Linked DNA regions of Homo sapiens: region 2 is linked to region 1. Evidence: read pairs that join two places in POLR2A ChIA-PET (ENCODE). Cell type or tissue: Panc1. All regions are shown on one strand. Each heading gives the region's core, and the rest is flanking DNA. Links, peaks and the distances in the headings are about the cores only.

The links. ChIA-PET counts read pairs that join two places held together with the same protein. Peaks named below come from ENCODE experiments on the same cell type or tissue, not always from the same donor. Only the 100,000 strongest peaks of a DNase experiment are listed, where the experiment ranks them.
Region 2: POLR2A ChIA-PET joins it to region 1 with 10 read pairs; 3 of 35 experiments call an interaction of 5 or more read pairs at or near these places.

Annotation. Positions count from the first base shown.
Region 1 is chr10:92,993,900-92,996,717 of GRCh38, reverse strand. All of the region lies in intron 18 of EXOC6 (exocyst complex component 6), which reads right to left. Among named protein-coding and RNA genes, the nearest start is that of CYP26C1, 65 kb to the left of the region's middle. In Panc1, for the core only: no CTCF peak of the experiment used is centred there; no DNase peak of the experiment used is centred there.
Region 2 is chr10:92,895,468-92,898,285 of GRCh38, reverse strand. All of the region lies in intron 4 of EXOC6 (exocyst complex component 6), which reads right to left. Among named protein-coding and RNA genes, the nearest start is that of EXOC6, 48 kb to the right of the region's middle. In Panc1, for the core only: no CTCF peak of the experiment used is centred there; no DNase peak of the experiment used is centred there; H3K27ac peaks cover 1,158 bases.

The sequences.
Region 1 (2,818 bases), core at 165-2,664:
GGCCTAAATTGTTTTCTTAAAAATGGCCTTTTTAAATGTTTAGCCTCTGCATTACACAGCTGACTCACAAAACTACATCACTTTTAGTGTAAATTAATTTTTTTTTTTTTTGAGACAGAGTCTCACTCTGTGGCCAGGGCTGGCGCAATCTCGGCTCACTGCAAGCTCTGCCTCCTGGGTTCACACCATTCTCCTGCCTCAGCCTCCCAAGTAGCTGGGACTACAGGTGCCCACCACCACGCCTGGCTAATTTTTTGTGTTTTCAGTAGAGACAGAGTTTCACCATGTTAGCCAGGATGGTCTCGATCTGACCTTGTGATCCGCCCGCCTTGGCCTCCCAAAGATAAATTATTTTTTTAAACAGGTTTTGCATTTCAACTAGAGGTTTAAAATATTATAAAAACTCTTTTAGGTAAAGTTCTCCTGCATAATACTGCTCCTAGGATGGCTACCTTCAACTGACAATCATGTGATTTCATGATGGAATGACTACTATGATAGGATTCAAAGATCTATGAATATCATCAGAAATAATTACTTTTGGAAGACATGCCATGTTTTGCCTCGTTTGCATTAACAAATATTTACCCAGTCATATTTGATAATTATATTTTTCCTACTTATCTCAAAGGCCAGAAAGCTACAAAATCGTGACCAAAATCTCCCAAACAGAAATGTTACAATATATTAGTACAAAAACATATTACATAGGGTTGATTTGTGAAAAAGGTAATAAAGAACATAAATACATTTTCAAGATGCTTATTACAACATTTGTTAAATCACACATTAAAAGTCAGACTAGAAACAAACAACTTTTTGAATGAGTTTTTTGCATTTAGACACTATGCACAGTGAAAAACTGCATATGTGAAACGGAATGTCAATTTCTCAATCGAAAACTTAAGAGATAAAAGCCGATGCAAACAATATATTTGACAGATACTGATGAACTGCCAAAAAGGAATGTAACAAACAATGCAAAACCCAGCATGATCCAAGATCCCCCAAACTCAAGAGGAATTAGTCTGGGAGACATGCAGCTCCATTCCCCAAGCAGAATAATATCAATATGAATGAGAAGTGGGGAAGCAGAGAAAGGAGAAATCAATGGCATGTCATTTAATTACAATGTAATAGGCTTCAGAATACTTAATGGAAATGTCATTTTGACCTAATGGAACAACTAGTGCATTTTAGTTTAATGTGCTTCTCCATCAAATCAGCTCCATGTCCTATGCATGCTGCCACTATCATGTACTAACTACAAAAGCTGATTAATAAATTGCCAGAAAATTACTATTAAATTAATTTCATAAGCAAACACACTGTACAATATAAGTGGTATTGTTTTATGTAAACTTTTAAAATTTAACATGGGTTCAGACGCTACAAATGATTACATAGCAATAGCACTGGAGCTGAAAACGATGGTAAGAGTAGACACAGGCTATTCCAGAAACCTGGTGGAAATAAGTAATGAAAACACACATGCACACATACATACACACACACAAATTTAGCTCTTTATTTAAATATCATGCGTAATACTAAAATCCTAACATTGAATTTCTTTTGATTAGGCATACTAAATCCAGGCTTATTGTTCTCAAAGATAGAAGATTAAAATATTTATAAAATATTTTATAAATCTTCAGATGAAATAAATAGCTCAAAATTTAAGTTCACAATATCAAAAGTTCAGATTCTTTAAAATTTTTAAAAGTTATATTCCATAAGATTATACAATATTTTTTAAATGTCTACTTTGTAACTATAAAATGTATACAACTATTCTTAAACTTCATGTACTACATATTTTTAGATAGAAATGTTAACACTCCAAAAATTTACACACCCGAAAATATATTTGAAAATTTATTTTTAATGTCTATAGCCATTGGCACACTCTGGTATAATCTTCTGAACACTATTATTATTATTATTATTATTGATGCCTTTAATAATATATCATTTTCTAGAATAAAAATAGTCTGAGTACTTTTACAACGATCTTTTAAAAACTAGCCCTTTTCATTAGAGACGCTCTAGTTTTTAACATTAACAAAAAAAGCCAAAATAATTAAGTGAAGTGACTGAGAAAACACAGCACATTTAATAAATTTCAAGCACCTCAAAATTTCTCTTGCCCTCATCTGAAAAATTAATTGCAACTATTACCAACATTTTCCCTCTCTCTACAAAGTTCAATAAATAAGTAAAAACACCTGCTAAGCTTTTAAAGTTAACTACTTTTTTACCCTGCTCTAACATTTGGCTGAAAACAACTTGCAAAGAGAGAAAACCCTTAGACAAACTTCTTATATTTCAAAGGACTTGTAAAAGAGAATCTGCTGACATATTAGATCCTTTTTGCATTACCGAAAAGCTTTTCTTCTAAGAACAATTGTGGTAAAGAGACATTTGGCTCCTAGGAAATTCCCAAAGGGTCAACCATATGCATCCTTCCATGGCACCTTCACAGTGCTGCTTTCTAGATTCATGTCTCAAAAACAGCTTTCATCATTTACTTGTGTGTCAGTCAATATGATTTATGGACTGCATTCAACAAAGTCAAAGCATATAGAATGAGAAATATGACTACAATCTGCTAATTTGTTTTGTATTGAGCCACTTAAGAGTCAAAGACCTGATGTCAGACTGAGACCAGTAACACAATTAACCAGCCGGTGACAGATTCATCCATCCTCCCTGCCAGGCTGTGCCAATCAAAGACAGCATGAGGCGACATTTGGTGAAATCAGTAAGAAAACTCATTCTCTAAGTAACCTATGTGAGACCTTGATTGACACTTTTT
Region 2 (2,818 bases), core at 281-2,780, 99 kb after region 1:
TAATTTTTTTTTTTTTAATTTTAATTTTCTGTAGAGACAGGGACTCCCTATGTTGCCCAGGCTGTTCTCAAACTCCTGGCCTCAAATGATCCTCCCACCTCAGCCTCCTAAAGTGCTGGGATTACAGTCATGAGTCACCATGCCCAAGCTATGACTTCTCACATCCTTTCATACTCCTCCTAATCCACGGAGGAGTTAGGCAACTGCACTGCAACTGATGACTTACGTGTCTTTATTCCCATAAGATCTGTGAACTCCAAGTATCTGAGACAGGTCTCAGTCAATGTAGAAAGTTATTTTGCCAAGATTAAGGGCATGCCCATGACACAGTCTCAGAAGTCCTGAAAACATGTGCCCAAGTCGTCAGGCGTACAGTTTGCTTTTATACATTTTAGAGAGACATGAGACATCAATCAATACGTGTAAGATGTATATTGGTTCAGTCTGGTAAGGCAGGACAACTCAGAAGTGGGGGCTCCCAGATTAGAAGAAGGTAAGAGACAAAAGGTTGCATTCTTTTGAGTCCTTGATCAGCCTTCCACTGAATATACAATTTAGTCTGGCCCAGTGAATCTGCATTTTTATACAAATAAAAGGGCAGAGGAAGCAATCAGATATGGATTTGTCTCAGGTGAGCCTCAGAGGGATGACTTTGTGTTCTGTCTGTCCTTTGTCCATAAGGAATTTCCAGTGGGCAAATTGTGAGGGAGTATGTAGCTTCTTATCTTTGTACCTATCTTATTCAGGAGGAAAATAGGAGGCAGGTTTGCCTGACACAGTTCCCAGCTTGACTTTTTTCTTGGCTTAGTGATTTTGGGGTCCCAAGATTTATTTTCCTTTCACAGATTGTAGGATCCTTCAAAAGCTGAGATTGTGTCATTTCCAACTTTATAGTTCCAATACCTACCATGATGCCTCACACACACATTTATAAGTGGATAGTAGGACAGAAAGATGAATAGAGGAAAGCAGGTAGTTCTGGAGGTGGCCATTAGGAACACAATACTTATATGAACTAAGAGTTGCGGCCTAGCCTTAAAAACGAAGACAGTAGCAGTAACAAACGGCTGACCTCTACTTCCCTTTATTTCTCTATTTTACATAGCCCAGTAGGGGAATAAGCTGAATTTGGCTCTTGCTCATTCCATCAGTACCCAATTTTTAAGGTTTATTATCAGACAGGGACAAAACATTCAAACTTAGAGGACATCTTCATGGCTATTACAATGCACCTGACGGTGGCAAAGAGGTATTATTAAACATGACTATAAGGAAATAGGTTTCTCAACCCTGAAACTTAACATAATAAGCCAACATTTTATTTACTCAAAGTTTTTACGTAAATATACCTGGTCCATCAGAGATTAAGCTGAGTAGAATTTCATTGATTCTAAAAAAAAAGAAAAGCTATTCTCACAAGTCAAAAAACAGGCCAGGCGCAGTGGCTTACACCTGTAATCCCAGCACTTTAGGAAGCTGGGGTGGATGGATCACTTGAGGCCAGGAGCTTGAGACCAGCCTGCCCAACATGGTGAAACCCCACCTCTACCAAAAATACTGAAATTAGCCGGGCATGGTGGCGCATGCTTGTAATCCCAGCTACTTGGGAGGCTGAGGTTGCAGTGAACCAAGATTCAGCCACTGCACTCCAGCCTGGCCAACAGAGTGAGACTCTGTCTCAAATAATAATAATAATAATACTACAATTTTTTTAGCCAATAAAATCTGCTAACAGTTTTAACAATATAATTTGTAGTCTAAGCTAAATTTACATCATAAAAATAGCATATAGCGGGTGCAGTGGCTCACACCTGTAATCCTAGCACTTTGGGAGGCCGAGGCAGGCAGATCATTTGAGGCCAGAAGTTTGAAACCAGCCTGGCCAAAATAGTGAAACCCCACCTCTACTGTAAATACAAAAATTAGGCAGGCATGGTGGTGGCACCTATAATCCCAGCTACTCAGGAGGCTGAGGCAGGAGAATGACTTGAGCCCAGAAGGTGGAGGTTGTAATGAGCAGAGATCATACCACTGCACTCCAGCCTGGGAGATAGAGTGAGACTCCGCCAAAAAAAAAAAAAAAAAAAAAAAAAAAAAAAAAAAATATATATATATATATATATATATATATATATATACACATACATACACACACACACACACACATATATATACACATATATATACACACATATATATATACACATATATATACACATATATATACACATATATATACACATATATATACACACATATATATACACATATATACACATATATATATAATATAAAACATCTCATCATCTCATTCTATTCTGCTGAATATGGAGGTTTAGGCTCCTTCCTAAAAAAAAAATAATAAGTTTAAAAATGGGACAAAAGATGGATTCAGCTTACTATATTTAAAAAAAAAAAAAAAAAAAGGCCGGGTGTGGTGGCTCATGCCTGTAATCCCAACACTACACTAAGACAAGGGGATTGCTTGAACCTAGGAGTTCAAGGCTGCAGTGAGCTATGATCATGCCACTGCACTCTAGCTTGGGCAACAGAGTGAGACTTTATCCCTAAAAAAATTAAAAATTAAAATAAATAAAAAGAAAAAAAGTCATATACCTGCTTCCTTTTGTTTGAACAGAATGCATCCAACTTAAAGTATATTAAATCCAGGTAAAGAAAATACTAGTTAATTTCCTCGGAATTTATCTGATGCCCAAGTAATATTTAGCCCTAACAAAGAGACCAGAAACAGCGTTTCCAAAATACAGGAGGAAAGGCAAGAATGGTGAAGATCCAGCTCTTTTGATGTTTTTCTTAC